Regions from separate parts of the Mus musculus genome. Here region 1 is linked to region 2. A link is a contact called in ENCODE Hi-C or POLR2A ChIA-PET data. All regions are on one chromosome and are shown on one strand. The core of a region is the stretch at or near the end of the contact, and the rest is flanking DNA. Distances in the headings are between cores, read along the strand shown.

The links. A loop is a pair of places that touch in the nucleus more often than their neighbours do. ChIA-PET counts read pairs that join two places held with the same protein, here RNA polymerase II (POLR2A).
Region 1: a loop to region 2 is called in a map of T-helper 2 cell, with 1.8 times the contacts of the local background. The contact joins two enhancer-like sites. A Hi-C loop is called at or near these places in 3 of 37 maps with a recorded cell type or tissue (T-helper 2 cell, heart and left cerebral cortex). POLR2A ChIA-PET finds 5 or more read pairs at or near these places in 1 of 5 experiments (Patski).

Annotation. Positions count from the first base shown.
Region 1 is chr8:13,645,549-13,653,085 of GRCm38, forward strand. The region is part of intron 1 of Rasa3 (RAS p21 protein activator 3); the gene reads right to left. Among named protein-coding and RNA genes, the nearest start is that of Rasa3, 28 kb to the right of the region's middle. Within about 2 kb of position 5,348, at least 1 of the 3 ENCODE cell types and tissues checked has a DNase peak (open chromatin) inside an H3K27ac peak, as active enhancers do; it is heart, where a contact is called at or near this core.
Region 2 is chr8:13,594,054-13,601,575 of GRCm38, forward strand. It overlaps Rasa3 (RAS p21 protein activator 3), which reads right to left. Exons shown (of 24, transcript NM_009025.2): 5 at 4,161-4,237; 6 at 1,756-1,836; 7 at 1,282-1,354. Among named protein-coding and RNA genes, the nearest start is that of Gm34795, 14 kb to the left of the region's middle. Within about 2 kb of position 6,183, at least 1 of the 3 ENCODE cell types and tissues checked has a DNase peak (open chromatin) inside an H3K27ac peak, as active enhancers do; it is heart, where a contact is called at or near this core.

The DNA.
Region 1 (7,537 bases), core at 4,098-6,597, 51 kb after region 2:
GAGTGGGCACTTTGCTCAAACTGAGTCCCTGCTTTCTTTCAAAGTCAACTATTACATATCTTGATCCCCATCTACAACATCAGCTTCATCCATCCGTCTGTCTTCTGAGAACCAGGTGTCATGCTCTACTCTGGGTCAGGGGTCCCTGGAATCCATGGTAAATCACAAACATGTGGGCTAGAGAGATGGCTCGTTGGTTAATAGCACCGGCTGCTCTTCCAAAAGACCCAGGTTCGATTCTCAGCACACACAAGGCCACTTACACAACTGACTGTGCTCCACAGGCTCTGACAGCCTCTTCTGGCCTCTAAGGGCAGCAGGAGTGCACGCAATGCACAGATACACGTGCAGGCAAAAACACCTGTACACAAAAAGTATTGACATTTTTTTAAACCCAAGTGTCACTCTGGGGTGTGGTCCGAGTCACTCACTACATTTCTGGCCAGCCACTGCCATCCATCCACCCGACTTCGTCACTGCCCACCCCCTTTCTGAGTTGTTTCCCCAGCGTCTACCGCATCCAGGGTGGAGACTGGGACCCCCACCACCCACAGGTCCTGGCTTGGGGCTCCCGTTTGCTAGCTTCACACTGTTTGAATTCCAGTTTTACACTGGCTTCCTTTTATACTCCTGCATACAATGTTCCATTACAGGGCTCTTTAAAAGCACCAAGTGGCTCGCATCTCTGTAAGCACTTGCAGCAGAGAGCCCGTGAGGGGTCTGAGGCTTAACCTTCTCCAGTAAAGGGCACTTTGGTTATTTTCTATCTTCTGCTGTTACCAAAAAAGCAGTAATTAAATAGACCTCTATAGATTCCATTTCTGTGTGATAAATTCCTAGAATTAAAATCTGATGCAAAATTCATTTAAATGACCACATTGCTAGACAGATAAAAGCACCAGTTTCCCATGGCCTCTCTATGGTGTCCATTTATGGTATATGTCTGTTTATTACAAAGAGATTTTTTTTGAAGATCTCTAACCCTATGCCATTAATTCAAAAGTTAAAGCCATTTCCTGGTAAGCAATCTAAACTACTTATACATAACACTTCTCCCCAACTCGCTCTTCTTCCCCCTTAGGACAAGGGACAGGTACAGACAGGGACTGCATTCAAATTGTCTAATGGGATCCCTGAAGCCATAGTTTAGGGACATCTACATCAGACTCATTATCAAAATCTCCATTTCCCCAGCGTCTTGTGGACCTTACTTCTAATTTACTGAAGTTCCTAGGTGTATGTCAACCTAGGCAACCTTCCTGGGCTATGAGGTCACTAGAGCCCTCCCTGACCTGACAGCCATCTCTGGAGGAACCACAGATCTCAGACAAGATGTCACAGAGATGTAGCAAGAGCTCCTCCTCCATGTGCAGTGTTGATTTTGAGTCAAGGAGCCGATCTGGGAGACACTGCATTTGGGGAACCAGCCACGAGGCACTGAGACTAAGACAAATTAGAAGCCCTTACCTCCCCAAGGCAGTACAGAGCATTGTCAAAGCACTGTTAATAGTATATTTTATAGTGTGTGTACATATGTATTACATATTCTATTGTATACTATATGTACTATATATACACATATACATGTATAGTATAAATATACAAATGCATATATACATATAACATATAATGCATACACATGTATGCATATAGTATATAATATATAAAATGTATATATACATATAATACATAATGCATGTACACATATATGCACACATATATAGTATATAAGGTATAACATGTATATATACATATAGTATATAAAACATATATACCTACATGTGCACATATATAGTATATAATATACATATATGTGCATATATAGTATATAATATATAATGTATATATACATATATGCATATATAATTATATAGTAGTTTATATTGTAAGCATTCCCTTTGATTAAAAATTTGTCATCATCCCCCCCGCCCCCCTTCCCTGGGACAGCATTTCTCTGTGTAGCCCTAGCTGTCCTGGAATTATGTAGTCCAGGCTGGCCTCAAACTCAAAATTAGAAGGCACAAGGTTCGCCTGCCTCTATCTCCAGAGTGTTGGGAGCTAAAGGTCCCAATATCGGAAGCCTGTGCAAGACTCCGTGCACACAGGCTACAGATCCCACTTGCCTGTGGCTGATCCCTGTCTGGCCTGCCCTCATTGCCGACAAATGCCAAGCCATAAAAATGGTACCAAAGGCCAGCCCTGGGCCAGCTTCTCATCCACCTGACTACTCTCTACCAACAACCAGCTCATTGCAAACAGTGCCAGGACCACCAGTCCTGACCTGGGGACAAGGGCTTCCTCCTGTGACAAGCCTGCTTCACTTGGAGGTCATTCACCCTCTAATTTTGGGGAACTCTTTTCTCCTCTTTCTCCTTTCCACACCATTAGCTGAAGGAGTCCTGGACTGGATGTGTCGAGAAGATTTAGCAAAACCTTTTCCCGTCTTCTAATCATCAGAACCTGGCCTCAATTCAGCTGATACAAAAACAAAACAAAACAAAAACAATGACAACAACAACAACAACAAAAAACAACAACAACAACAAAAAACAAAAAAAAAAGGGAAAGAAAAGAAAAATCTAGAACCAATGTTAAATGGATGGCTTCTATTTGATCATAAGCCTCTGACAAGAAGGGAAAACTATTTAAATATTTACTGGCAAATGACAAAATGTCCCAGCGCCACAACTAGAATGCTCTCTTATGGAATTAGATGTCAGTCACATACTGCTCAGGTTTAAGGGGCCCTGAGGACTGCTCCAGCCAAAGCCAGGTTTTTTTCATGGAACACAAGGCAGTCTGGCTTCTCAGGCATCCTGTGGGTACTCTAGGCTATCTTGGACACTTCCTGGGAGACTTCTGAGCACAGAGAGGACACAGTGTAATGCCAAACTCCTGTACAGCAAGAGACAGCATGCATGTGTAACCTTGGTGAAGACACAGGGGTAGCTACTCAGTCACACTGTACCAGCGACATGCTTCATCTGCAGAGAGGGGGAGGCCATGCTCTCATTAAGGGCCAATAAAATTCCTCCTTCCCTTCCCTCCCCCTCCCTTCCTGTCCCTATCCCCACTTCCCTGCTGTCAGCAGACAGAGGCAAGAATAGTCAGACAATTATCTCCCCTCCCCTCCCCTGTCTCTCCTCTCCTCCCTTCCCTGATGTCAACAGACTGAGGCAGGAATAGTCAGACAAACGGCTCTGGTGACAAAGAAGGACCTAGTTGTCACAATCCCAAGAAGCCCTATAATCTTTGAAACTCAGAACAATTGTCCCCCATACACACAGGGTATGTCCGCATAGCTGCCCCCACTCTGGGCATTCAACCTCAGCCTCGCCCTGCCCCCAACGCACAGAAAGCAGTGGTAAGTGAAGAAGAGCCAACGGCACTGGTGTCTGGGAACAACAACCTCACACAGTACAAAGGCTACATAGGAAGGCTACCCACAGCAGGAGAGCAGTGACTGTCAAGTCACATGCCTGGCAGAAGCTTAGTATATGTGCTTGTTTGGTACTGTGGATAGAAGCCAGGGCCTTGCACAAACTTAGCAGTGTTCTATCACAGCGCTACACTCCTAGCCCTAGAGTTCAATTGTAAACAGTTTTGCAACTCAACAAAGGAAGCCAGAGACAGACAGACAGACAGACAGAAAGACAGAGACAGAGAGAGAGAGAGAGAGAGAGAGAGAGAGAGAGAGAGAGAGAGAGACCCAAGGACCTAAACAAATACTTCCTCAAAGAAACAGAAAATGTCAATGTCATTAGTCATTACAAAATCTCAACCCAAAACCACAAGCTATCACACTTCACACAGGGCACAAAGGGCAGCTACAGTTTAAAAGAGAAAAACAGAACAAACAAACAAGCAAAGCAGAGAATGGGGAGAAACTGAACACGGAGTATTGTTGCTGCGACAAAAGGAGACAAAGTTGCAGTAGACAATGGTCCCACAGGGCCTCAGTTACACGAGTACCAACCCTGGACCACGGATAGAGGACAGAGAGAGGGGGCAGGGAGGGAGAGGAAGGAGAGAAGAGGGAGGGTGAGAGGGAGGGATGGAGGAATAAGGAAAGAAATGAATGGGATGGGGAGAGAGAAGAGAGCGGAGAGAGAAGGAAGGAAGGGGGAGGGAGAGAGAAGAAGGGTTATAAGTGCTGAACCGAAATTGTGGCTATGCTTAGCCACAATACCCAGCAGGTGGGAATGGCCCACGTTCCTATGGAGGCAGGAGTTGACAAACCACAGTCAGTCACCTGGACAGGCATGCATGATGCTTCCGAAAATGACAGGGTGTTCTGGGAGTGAATTTTTAAAAGATTAACTAGATATCCATAGCGGCACATCGCAGCAGATGATTAGTGGAAACTGTACACTTTAAGATGAATGGGTTACTGCCGCAGTTTTCTGAATTCTATGTTGTGGGCCATTTGCAAAAAATTTTTTATAGTTTTATTTTGTATGCATGTGTAGGTGGGCGGATGTGTGTGTACATACACATGGAGGCCAGAGATCCATCCTGAGTGTCGTTCCTCAGGAGCCATCTGGCTTATTTTTGAGACAGGATCTCTCTCTCCCTGGGGCTCACCAACTTAGCTAGGCTGCTGACCAGAGACCCAGGAATCTATCTGTCTCCATCTCCACAGTGCTAGGGATAAAAGCGTGAGCCACCATGTCCAGCTTTTTGATGTGGGTTCTGGGGTTCGAACTTGGGTCCTAATACTCCCAAGGCAGACACTTTGCTAACTAAGCTATCTCCCTGACCTCGTGTGAAATGCAGTTACCTCCATATGGACAGTGGCCGCCACCCACACTCGATTTCATACTCCCTGTACCTGTTCACACTCTATCCCTCATCTTTGTAAGGAGCCAGAAAGTGAAGAAAGAAGCAGGTCTTTGGGAGTTTATTTTTAGCTTTATTATTCTCTCACCTACCCAGTGGAATCTGACAGACATTTGGTAAGCTCGGCTCAAGGACACTCCCATACATTCACAGTACTCCAGCTGGGATGGACACCACCTCTAATACCCTCACCTCACCTACCCCCCCCCCACCCCACCACCTCCCAGCTCAGCACATACATTGCAGGATTCTAGAGCCTCCCTTTGCCTCTTCTTACAGGCATGGAAATAAAGTATGAGGCACACACAGGCTTCTCTTCATCTCCAATGATAATAAGCTGAACTAAATTGGCAAGAAGCCCTCATCTGCTTTGGTGAGTCAGTCATGAAGCCAAGTAAATATTACTTTGTATTTCCTGAGTCCTCATGAGTGCACACACACACACACACACACACACACACACACACACACACACACTCACACTGACCCCGCCACCGTGGACCTCAGAAGGTATCTGTGCTGGTTAGTTTCATGTTAACCTGACATGGGCCGGAGCCATGTGAGAGGAAGGAACCTTCCATCAAGAAAACGCCTCCATGAGCTCAGGCTGTAGGCAGGCATGTAGGGCATTCTCTTAATTACTGACGGATGGGGACGCGCCCGGTCTACTGTGGGTGGTGACACCCCTGGGCTGGTGGTCCTGGGCTCTATAAAAAAGAAGTCTGAGCAAGCCATAGGGAGCGAACCAGTAAGCAGCATCCCTCCACGGCCTCTGTGTCAGCTCCTGCCTCCAGCATCCCGCCCTGCTTAAGTTCCTGCCCTACTTGCTTTTGACACTGAACTATGACACAGAACTGTGAGCCAAGCAAACCCTTTCCTTCCCAAGATGACTCCTTCTGGTCACAGTTTCAGCAGAGCAATGGTCAGCCAAAGACAGGAGCTAGTTTGAGATTTATTTATTTTCAATTATGTTTTACCGAGATGTAATTCACTAGGATACAATTCTCCCTTGTCAAGTCTGTACCTTTGACTGTGTCACAGAGCAGCAGAGCCTCACTGTGTGAGAGGCCTCATCATCTGAGAGAGCAGAAATCAGCACTACTCCTTCCTGTCTGTGGGGTTACCAATACCACGGATGCTTCACATAAATGGACAAATGTATTCCCTTTGTAGCCAACTTCTCTAACAGTACTGTGTTTCTAGGCCCTGCCGTGCATTGCCCTGTGTCGGGCTTCACTCCACTGCTGCCAGAGTCACGGCAGCAGAGAACACAGAGTAGACTCAGGAGAAAGCACCATGAGCAACACTTCCCACCAAGAACCCCTGGCATGTCTCCTGAGCGCCCAGACTTCCTCCCCAACCCCCTTGAGAGTCTCAGGTCCGAAGGGTACCCAGCCATTCTATTTTACTCATGGATGCCAGATCAGGGTCATCCTCCTGCCTCCAGTGACATCTATGAATTGTTCTCCCTACTCAGCGTCACCTGCTTCTTGCCAGACACTTGACATGGCTTGCTGCCGGACACCTAGCTCCCAGAATGCACCCCACATGTCTCTGATAGGACTCTCCTTCGTTACCATGTAGCTGTTCCCAGACAGAAAAACACTCACAGGAAGAAATCTTCCCAGTAAACCCACATCCAAGTCCTCACCGACTCAGATGAGGGCCCACCACCCTCCTGGTGTCTCAGTCAAACTTAATCCCAGCCAACATGGAAGCCCCAACTGCCACGTGGCCATCTGTGCCCAGCTGATCCGGCTCCTCCCTGGACTCTCCTGCACATGCTAGGCTCTGCGGCTCACACACCTCTGGACACCCCCTTCCCTCTTGCTGATACCTACAACCTCCCCACCCCTGGGTTCTCGTCTGCAGGCTTCCCAGAGCAGCCTTGGTCTCCAAGCTCCCTCGGCAATGCGGTTGTCACCTCTGTCTCAGTCTCACTGCTCCTGCACAGAACAGCTGTATCTCTAGGCACTGACATCACTTCCCGGGACCAAGCATTTCTGATCACACGCCCACCAGAACAGCCCCAGAGCCAATCAGTAGCTGTTTAAGGGTCAAAGTCCTGAATGACCTTACAGGTCAAGTCCTGAGTGACCTTAGGGGTCAAAGTCCTGAATGACCTTAGGTTTTTCCTTCCTGCTTCAGTTACCTGAGCAATAAAATCCGGATGTAGGTTACAGAACAACTCTCAGCAACCCACTAGCTGAGCCCCACACCGGACACCACTGCTGTAACTGCCCAGTCTCCCCATCCCAGGGCGAGTCTGGGGAAGCAGAGCCAATCAGTACAAAGCCACTGCCCCAACACAGCACAGCTGCAGCCCACTACAACCCGCTCCTACCTCTATATACAGCTCAGCCACTCCTCCATGTTCACACACAAGCCAACTCCACTTGACCAAAGCACTGTTGACCAAAGCAAATTTCCAAGGTTTTTGTTTTTAAACTCTCTTAACAAAATCTGGCAGGTTTCTATATTGTTCCGTGCATTAGAAGGAGCAAGGGTTATCAGGCTGGAGACCAGACACACATACCTGAGCATGGTTTCTCTTTAGTTTGTTAGAATAAGGTAGGTATTGAGAAGAGTCGGAGGATACGCATACATCTTAACTCTGGTTTAATCTTCTTGTTAGATTCCCCAACACCCCTCCAAGTGTGCGTGAGTGTGAGTGTGAGTGTGAGTGTGTGTGTGTGTG
Region 2 (7,522 bases), core at 4,933-7,432:
CTCCCTGCTTCCACCTAGCCTCCATTACAGAGGAGTTCATGGGATTGGCTCTGAAGATTGTCCACTGTTCTGACTCCTAACTTGATCCCACAGCACCCTTGATTATGCAGAATTACAGAGTCCCCATGGCTCTGACAGGACCAGTCTCAGGTCAGGAGCCCCACTCAGGCTACTCAGGAACCCACACTTGAGAAGCCCCACCCTCTGCAGCACTATAGCAGGCCTCCATGCCACCGAAGCTGTGTGGCTTTTTTTTAAAAAATCTATTAACTGTGTTTTTGTATCTGTGCAGTGTGTGTGTATGTGTGTAGGTCAAAAGTTGCTGTAGGATGTCTTTCCTCAACTGATCCTCACTGTTATTTTTGAGACAGGGTTTCTTTTCACTGATTTGGCTAGCCAATGAATATCAAGGACCCACCTGTCTCCTCACCCTAAGAACTAGAATCACAGGCGTGCACGCCCATACCTGGATTTTTAGTGGGTTTTGGGGACCTGAACTCAGGTCTCTATGTTTGCTTGTCCAATACTTTACTGACTGGGGCACCCCCCACCCCCCCACCCCCGGCATCCCACACTTCTTAAAAATTAAGGTCTAGCTATTTAACATCCCTTAATCTAAAAGTGGCTATGTAGACCAGTCTGTCTTTAAACTTGTGGCGATTTTTCTGAGTGCAAGGGAGTTACAGAGTTGGACCAGCATGTTATGGACAGATCACCATAACATGAGGCTATGAGCCACCTCCATCTTTCCCTTTCCCTCCTCCTGTGTGGTAGGCTCTGAAGGTGGGAACCGAGGCTTTGCTTGTCTCCCCAACCCCCCCAAACCTGGTGCTGAAGCACAAACAACAGGCACCAAGGCTGAGAGGAGCCTCCAGCCTCACCCTTCTTGACTCGCCCGCTCTGGTTCCGAGAGGCCCCAGGGTGCTCTGGGCTGAATCACTTCCCCTTTTTTTGCTCAAACCCTCACGTTTCCGGAGAAACGAACCTCGCCCTGCTTGGGGAAGCTGTGGTGAAGCACAAGCCTCAAAGCCAAACAACCCAACCCTGTGTCCTGGTAACTGTGACTCGGCCATTCCATCTGCCTCTTCTGACTGGAGCCAGATGGCTCAGGAAGAGACACTTGGCTTTGGTCTCCTGAGACTGAGGGAATCTCTAAGGGAACCAAATGCCATCCAGATCCGAGGCTCCCTGGGCTGGGCCAGGACAGCACCCGAGACACAGTCATGTGACTTGCTCCGGGTCTCTGCTGAGGCTCAAGGTTCTTCCCACCGAAGCACCGACCTCAAAATAAAACACCTCGTCAAACTGGGGGTTGTTGGTTTTCTTCTTCACCTTCGTTTTCTTTGCTTCAGACCTGTAGTGAAGAAAGGAAGGATTGGTTGGGAGAAAGAAAAAAAAATGGCCGTCAGCTCCAGATGGGTTTGAAACCAAGCTGTCAAGCATACAGTTGTTTACCACCTTTATTTATCTCGCAAGTATTGTCTCTCTCCACTCCCAGATGGTATGTAAAGCAGGGACCTTTTCTGAGCCCAAAATACCCAGTACAAGGCTCACAAAGGCTTTCCGGGAAACAAAGACAGTTTACAGCAATAAACCTATAAATCTATAAAACACATCCTACTTCAAAGTATACCTGCCCTCCCGTTAAAAAAGGTGCCAACCTCTTGGCTCCAGGGCTTTACCCCGCCCCCACCCCCCAGCCCCCATAACCCAGAACTGAAACTGGCAGGGCAGGGCATCAAAGGGACAACTTGCCTGAAGGGTCCGGCCAGCGTCACTGTGGCGTAAGGGTCACACTGCCCGTTCACAATGGGGAGACCCTGGCACTCGAAGATGCTGAGACACAGAAGACAGTGGTCAGGGAAAGGATGTGCCAAGCCAGTACTTACCGGGCCAGGTGTGCTATAGCCTGGCAAGTTCTGGCAAGAATGTGGATCAGCAGTTACCAAATGCTGCCGAAGGACAGGGGTCCAAGCAGGTGGCCTTCATCAAACTACGTCTTAGGGTATCGAGCCCTCTGGCTACCACCATCACAGCCTCTCCAAAGCACCTAGGTGACAGACAGCTAAGTACCAGCGTGTCACCCAGGGCCAGCACTGCCCTCTGCTGCTCAGAGGCCTGCACTCATAACTCCTTCATGGGTCCCCTCTTGCCTCCTGGGAGTGCAAGCTCTCAGCCTGGAATCCCACAACTGCCTATAGGCAGGAGATCTACAGTGACGGATCACGGTTGTCTATGTATTTTGACACCAGTATTTGCCTACACCGGCCTGTGAGTTCCGTATCTAGGCTTTCGGCTGACTCTTGGTTTTTAGTTCCCGTCTCCATTGATACTGGCCTTTGAGGCAGATGTTAGCCTCTGTGAAGTTTAGGAGGCTAGAAGAACACTAAGGGTTCCCTGGCTCCGGAGCTGGTGAACTAGCCAAGAGTGGGTGCTGGGGATGAAACGCTGGTCCTCTGCAAGAGCAGCAGATGCTCTTAACCACCAAGCCTTCTGCAGCCCAAATCTGGGATCCTTGAGATCCAGAAGCCATGTTTATCTGGCTTAGAATCAGGGATAGCCCCACACTGTGCACTTGTCTAAGTCCAACTTTTCAGGAATCAAGGTTCACGAACACAGGGCATGTTGCGTGGAAAATTAAATGGTAATCCATGCTACCGCCGTCATGGCACTGGCAGAAAAGTATCTTTCTCCTGCCTCCCATCTTCCTCTCTCCCACCCAGAAGTCCCGCCTCTGTCCCGCCCAGTGATTGGTCCCTTGAAATCTTTACTCATTAGGGGAAGGTTCTGCCACAAGGACATATCTGTGTGAATGAGAATAATAAGAAAACGTCCACCAAGTCTCCAGTCCCGAAAGGAAGAATTGGAAACCCAGTAAGTCCCCAAATCTTGAGTTTAAAGTACAAGAACTGTGGCGTTGTGTGTTTAATAGTCATGGGCTTTGCTCTTCAACTGAACCCTCAAGATGTGCCTTCGCTGAGTTGGTGCGGGGATGTTGAGTTATGGCACCATATTACCAGTGAGGAGCTCAACAGGGAAACACAGTATACGGAGATGTCTCGGAAGGTGGCATCTACACTAATTCCTGACCAAGCCTACGTGGGCAGCTTGGGTCCCACTGCTGCACTGAGGGGTGGGGTTGCTAACCTTCCCTTTTCATCTTTACTGGACAGCTGAAGGCGGCTAGGTGTGTCCAGTGGCCACGGCAGGATTAGTCTCTGACCCCCTTTTCTCAGGATCACTCTCCTATATCTTTATTGCAAACAGACTTTTTCTCTTGGCTGAGGCCTCCTTACAGCTCCTGAAACACAGCCACCACACTCAGGGTAGCGAGATGAAGGCTCAGCCAGTAGCCAGCCGGTTGTCAGTTTCACTGTGGGGTGTTCCTCTGTATTAGGACACAGCACAAGGCCTTAACTGTGGTGGACAAGTCTCTGTTCTTTGTAAGTTGCCTGGCCTCGGGTATTTTGTTACAGTAACAGAAAAACATGGTGGCATTCTTAATCACCAGAGCTCACTTCTACTTGCCCAACCACATGGAAGACTCTCCAAGACACAGCTTGAGTCCCTCGTGGAGGGAGAGGGGGCGCCTCTGAGACCTGAAAGCCATCTTGTTATAGTGGAGTAGCACTTGATAGAAGGAGAGGAAGCAATGAATCTGTCTTGTATATTTAGGGGCATGATATGAAAGGGCAGGTCTCAACTTGGTGTACAGTGCCAGGGTGGAGCCGACCTGAAGTCTGAATGCAAAGTGGAATGTGTCTATCTACATTCCCCTGGAGCCACAGATAGCTATAGAGCCTGCTACCCTTATAGAGGTGCTGCCGAGTGCTCTGCTGCTAAGTCCAGGGATTAACTCTAGCTAGGAGTGACCTCATGTGTCCATACCCACCCACGTGACCTCACTGTTGTTGCTCCAGTCCCCCTGCATGTCTGCTCATTTCTATTTCTAGCTCTGGAAAGCAGGGCCCCCTTCTCAGCTGAAGTGTGGTATGAAGTATGAAGTATTAGTAGGAAGTACGATTGAGTAAGTCAGGCTACCTGCAGGAGCTGCACATCACGCCCGGGGTGGGTAAGCATCAGCTCCAGGGGGGCAGGAGGGATGAGAGAGGCCACCTCTGGAGAAACGCAGTATGTCCTCAGTTCCCCAGGTGACTTACCGTGCAGCGAGTTTGTGGCAGACGACACCAGTGTCCGTAATGACCTCACTTAGTCTCAGCTCCAGGTGGACCTTGCCCTGTAAGGCACAAGGATGGTGTCACAAGCAGACAAGGATTGTGGGAAATCTGTGGCCCTTCAAGTGGCTGGTACTTGTGCCAGAAGGTGCCAGACCTAGAAACTCAGACTTGGAGAGGTAATGGGCTTAAAAGCATAAAAAAAGGACATGTGGACACGCAGACATGTGGCCCCTAGGAATGCTACGAATGCATATGTCCAGGGCATGTTATAGTGAGACCCAGCAGGAAAGACTCTCCCAAGAGGGCTGCGATCTCCATGGGGAGGCCAGAGCATTCAAGTCTCATTCTCCATGAAGTTAATTTTCATGAATGCTTCTAGAAGGGTGACAGGTAGCTGGCAACCCCAACCTCCTTTGTTTATCTCTACACAGTCACACCATGAGGATGAAGAGGGAAAGGCATCAGGAGAGTAGGCCCTGCTCCTTAGCAGTATCCACGTGGGATGTAGGACCTCCCGTGAGATGTGGGACCTCCCGTGGGTTAAGTGCACACAAATGTTAATCCAAGATGCCTGTCATTAGAGAAGGGGAGGCTAAACCAGAAAGTCTCCACGGCCTCTTGCGTAGCTACACTTGGGTGGTTTGCTTTCTGTGACTGCGGGTGTGAAATCCCCACATGAAATGCTTTCAGGAGTGTGAAGATCACACCAACATTCTCACATGTGAGAGGATCACACCTTTGGGCTCCTGAGCCTTCAAACAAGGCCTTGCCTAGGAGAGCCCAAAACTGATACCTTAGTTCACAGTAAAGACATCATACCTGTCTGTCACTGTGAGCTAGACTTTCACCTTATCAAGTGTCATTCTGTGGGGAGCCCCTCAGGGACTCCTCAGTGACCTCAGTTAGGTGTAGCATCCCTTCAAAGACAGTCATGAACTATTACCCTACTAATAGAGAGAGTAGCTACACTTGGGTGGTTTGCTTTCTGTGACTGTGAAATCCCCACATGAAATGCTTTCAGGAGTGTGAGGATCACACCAACACTCTCACATGTGAGAGGATCACACCCACGCTCTCCCGTGTCTTCCTTCTGAAAGCCTTTCCCTTAACCTTTGTGCTTAATTCTATATTCAAATATCTTCATTAAATCCCAGCGCTAGTTCATACTAGCCAGTCCTGAAACGAAATCCTCTTTTGCATCGACGCCACAAATCCTGATTTGACTTGAACTGAGGTCTCTAAATGTCTAGGGACACTCTTTCAGGCTTCTGAGGTGACAGTGAGTTCTGGATCTCCTGCCTTTGCCACCCCAAAATGCTGACATAAGGCGTCTGGGTTGTCTTGGTCAGTTTGACACAAAGTTAGAGAACTACCATTGAGAAATGTCGCCACAGGACTGGGCTGTAGGCAAGCCTATGGAGCATTTTCTTCATCATTGATTGATGGAGGAGGGCCCAGCCCACTGTGGGTCATGCCATCCCTGGGTCTGGCTGTCCCCGACTGTCCCAAGAAAACAGGCTAAGCAAACCATGAAGTGCAAAGAAGTAAGCGGCATCCCTCCATGGCCTCTGAACTGGCTCCTGCCTCCAGGTTCCTGTCCTGGGTGATGAACTGCACATGGTAAGGTAGAATAAACCTATTCCTCCCCAAGTTGCTTTCTGCCATGGCATTTAATCAAAATAATAGGAACCGTAACTAAGACAGAAGGACCATGAAGGTGGGTACCAGCTCTCCCCACGCCGTGTCCCTGCCCTCGGCTGTTTAGTGATGAGGAAACCTCCAAACACTAAGAGGCACAATATCGAGTGAGTTTTGTAGCTCCATATTCCATGACTGTTGGAGCTTGCCGGGTGCTGCAGTGGCCATCCCCGGCCCCTGAAGTTGGCCTTACCACCAGCAGGCCATTTTTAGGACCCAGCTGTGAGCTGTTCAGATGGATGGAGCTCATTTCATCTTTTAGCCTCTGAAAGGCAGAAGCACTGGGGTGAGGTAGATGACCCCACCTCCCACAGCTGATGGCAGCTGCCTTCCTGTTTCCTGTTTTTCCCACACACTAGCGGTGCCCCCAAGACTCAGCACAAACACTCCTCACTAGGGCGGCTCCCACCTCAGTGAGCAGCGGCTTCCGTTTCTAGAGGTCTGGGAGAGGCCAGGAGGAGGTGAAACAGCCGCCACCGCCATGACCCCTCTGCACCATGAAGGTGCTCTAGGCAAGCCTGTGGCCAGAAGTCTCTCTGGTTCTAGCCCTGCACATGATGGGCGTTGCCTATGGGGAGAGGTGTCAGGGTGGAGGCTGGGAGGGGCCTCTTGCCCTGTGGTCAGGTGGTGCACAGCAACCCATCAGGTTTACACCTGTGTTTCAGCCCTCAGAGTCATACTTTCTGTTCCCAGGTCCCATATCTTGGTTCAGTTAGCTCCTACAGCACAGGGTCAGGTGCCTTCCGTCTCTTCAAGACCTGCTGAAGGACAGACAGGTGGCTCCGAATTCACTCTGATCCGAGAGAGAAACATTATTTCATGGCCTGGAAAGGAAGTGCCACAAGTCTTCCCTCCAGCCTTGAGATGAATATCAAGAATGTCCGAGAACAGAGGCGGTGACAGGTGGCCCGGTTCCACTGTATGAGGTCCTGAGAGGAGCTAATCGGAGTTCCTAGACCTTGTCACACAGCAGGGACTACCCTACTGAGTTCGCTGGGGACAAGGGAAGTACCTTCAGCATCATTCATCAGATACATGGGGGGAAAACCAGAGTCCACTCTCAGCACTCACGGGACGGACTAGAAACTGGTAACCAAAAGAAACCCTCCAAATACACGAAGATTACGACTTCCAAATATCACTCTGGTTAGAGAAGTCTTAAGGCAAATTTAAAAGTATTTTTAAATAAATGAAAATGAAAGTACAGCTTAGCAGGATTCGTGGGATGCATGTTCTGGGAAGGAGAAAGACCCGGAATCAGTAAATTAGGACAGAGTTATCCTCCGAAAGCAGAAATAACCAAACACACACACACACACACACACACACACACACACACCAAAAACAGCAAAATCTGAAAAGCAGGAAGTGAGAGGAAATCAAAACCCCAAACAGATCCGCTGAAGAGATCGTTGAAGCGATAGACCTGTAGTCAGGTTACCCAAACAAAAAGAGAAAGACGCAACTTCCCAAGACCTCAGTGAGGGTGTGTCCAACCTGAGCATGCAAAGGAACGCCGCCTGTGCAGCAAGCGGGTTGTGGCCCACTTAACACCGAGGGTGTGTACTTTGGGAAACAATGACTGCCAACGCTGTTATGAAGGGGGCTGTCAAGGCTCCAGGAAGATGGACACAGCTCAGATCTCT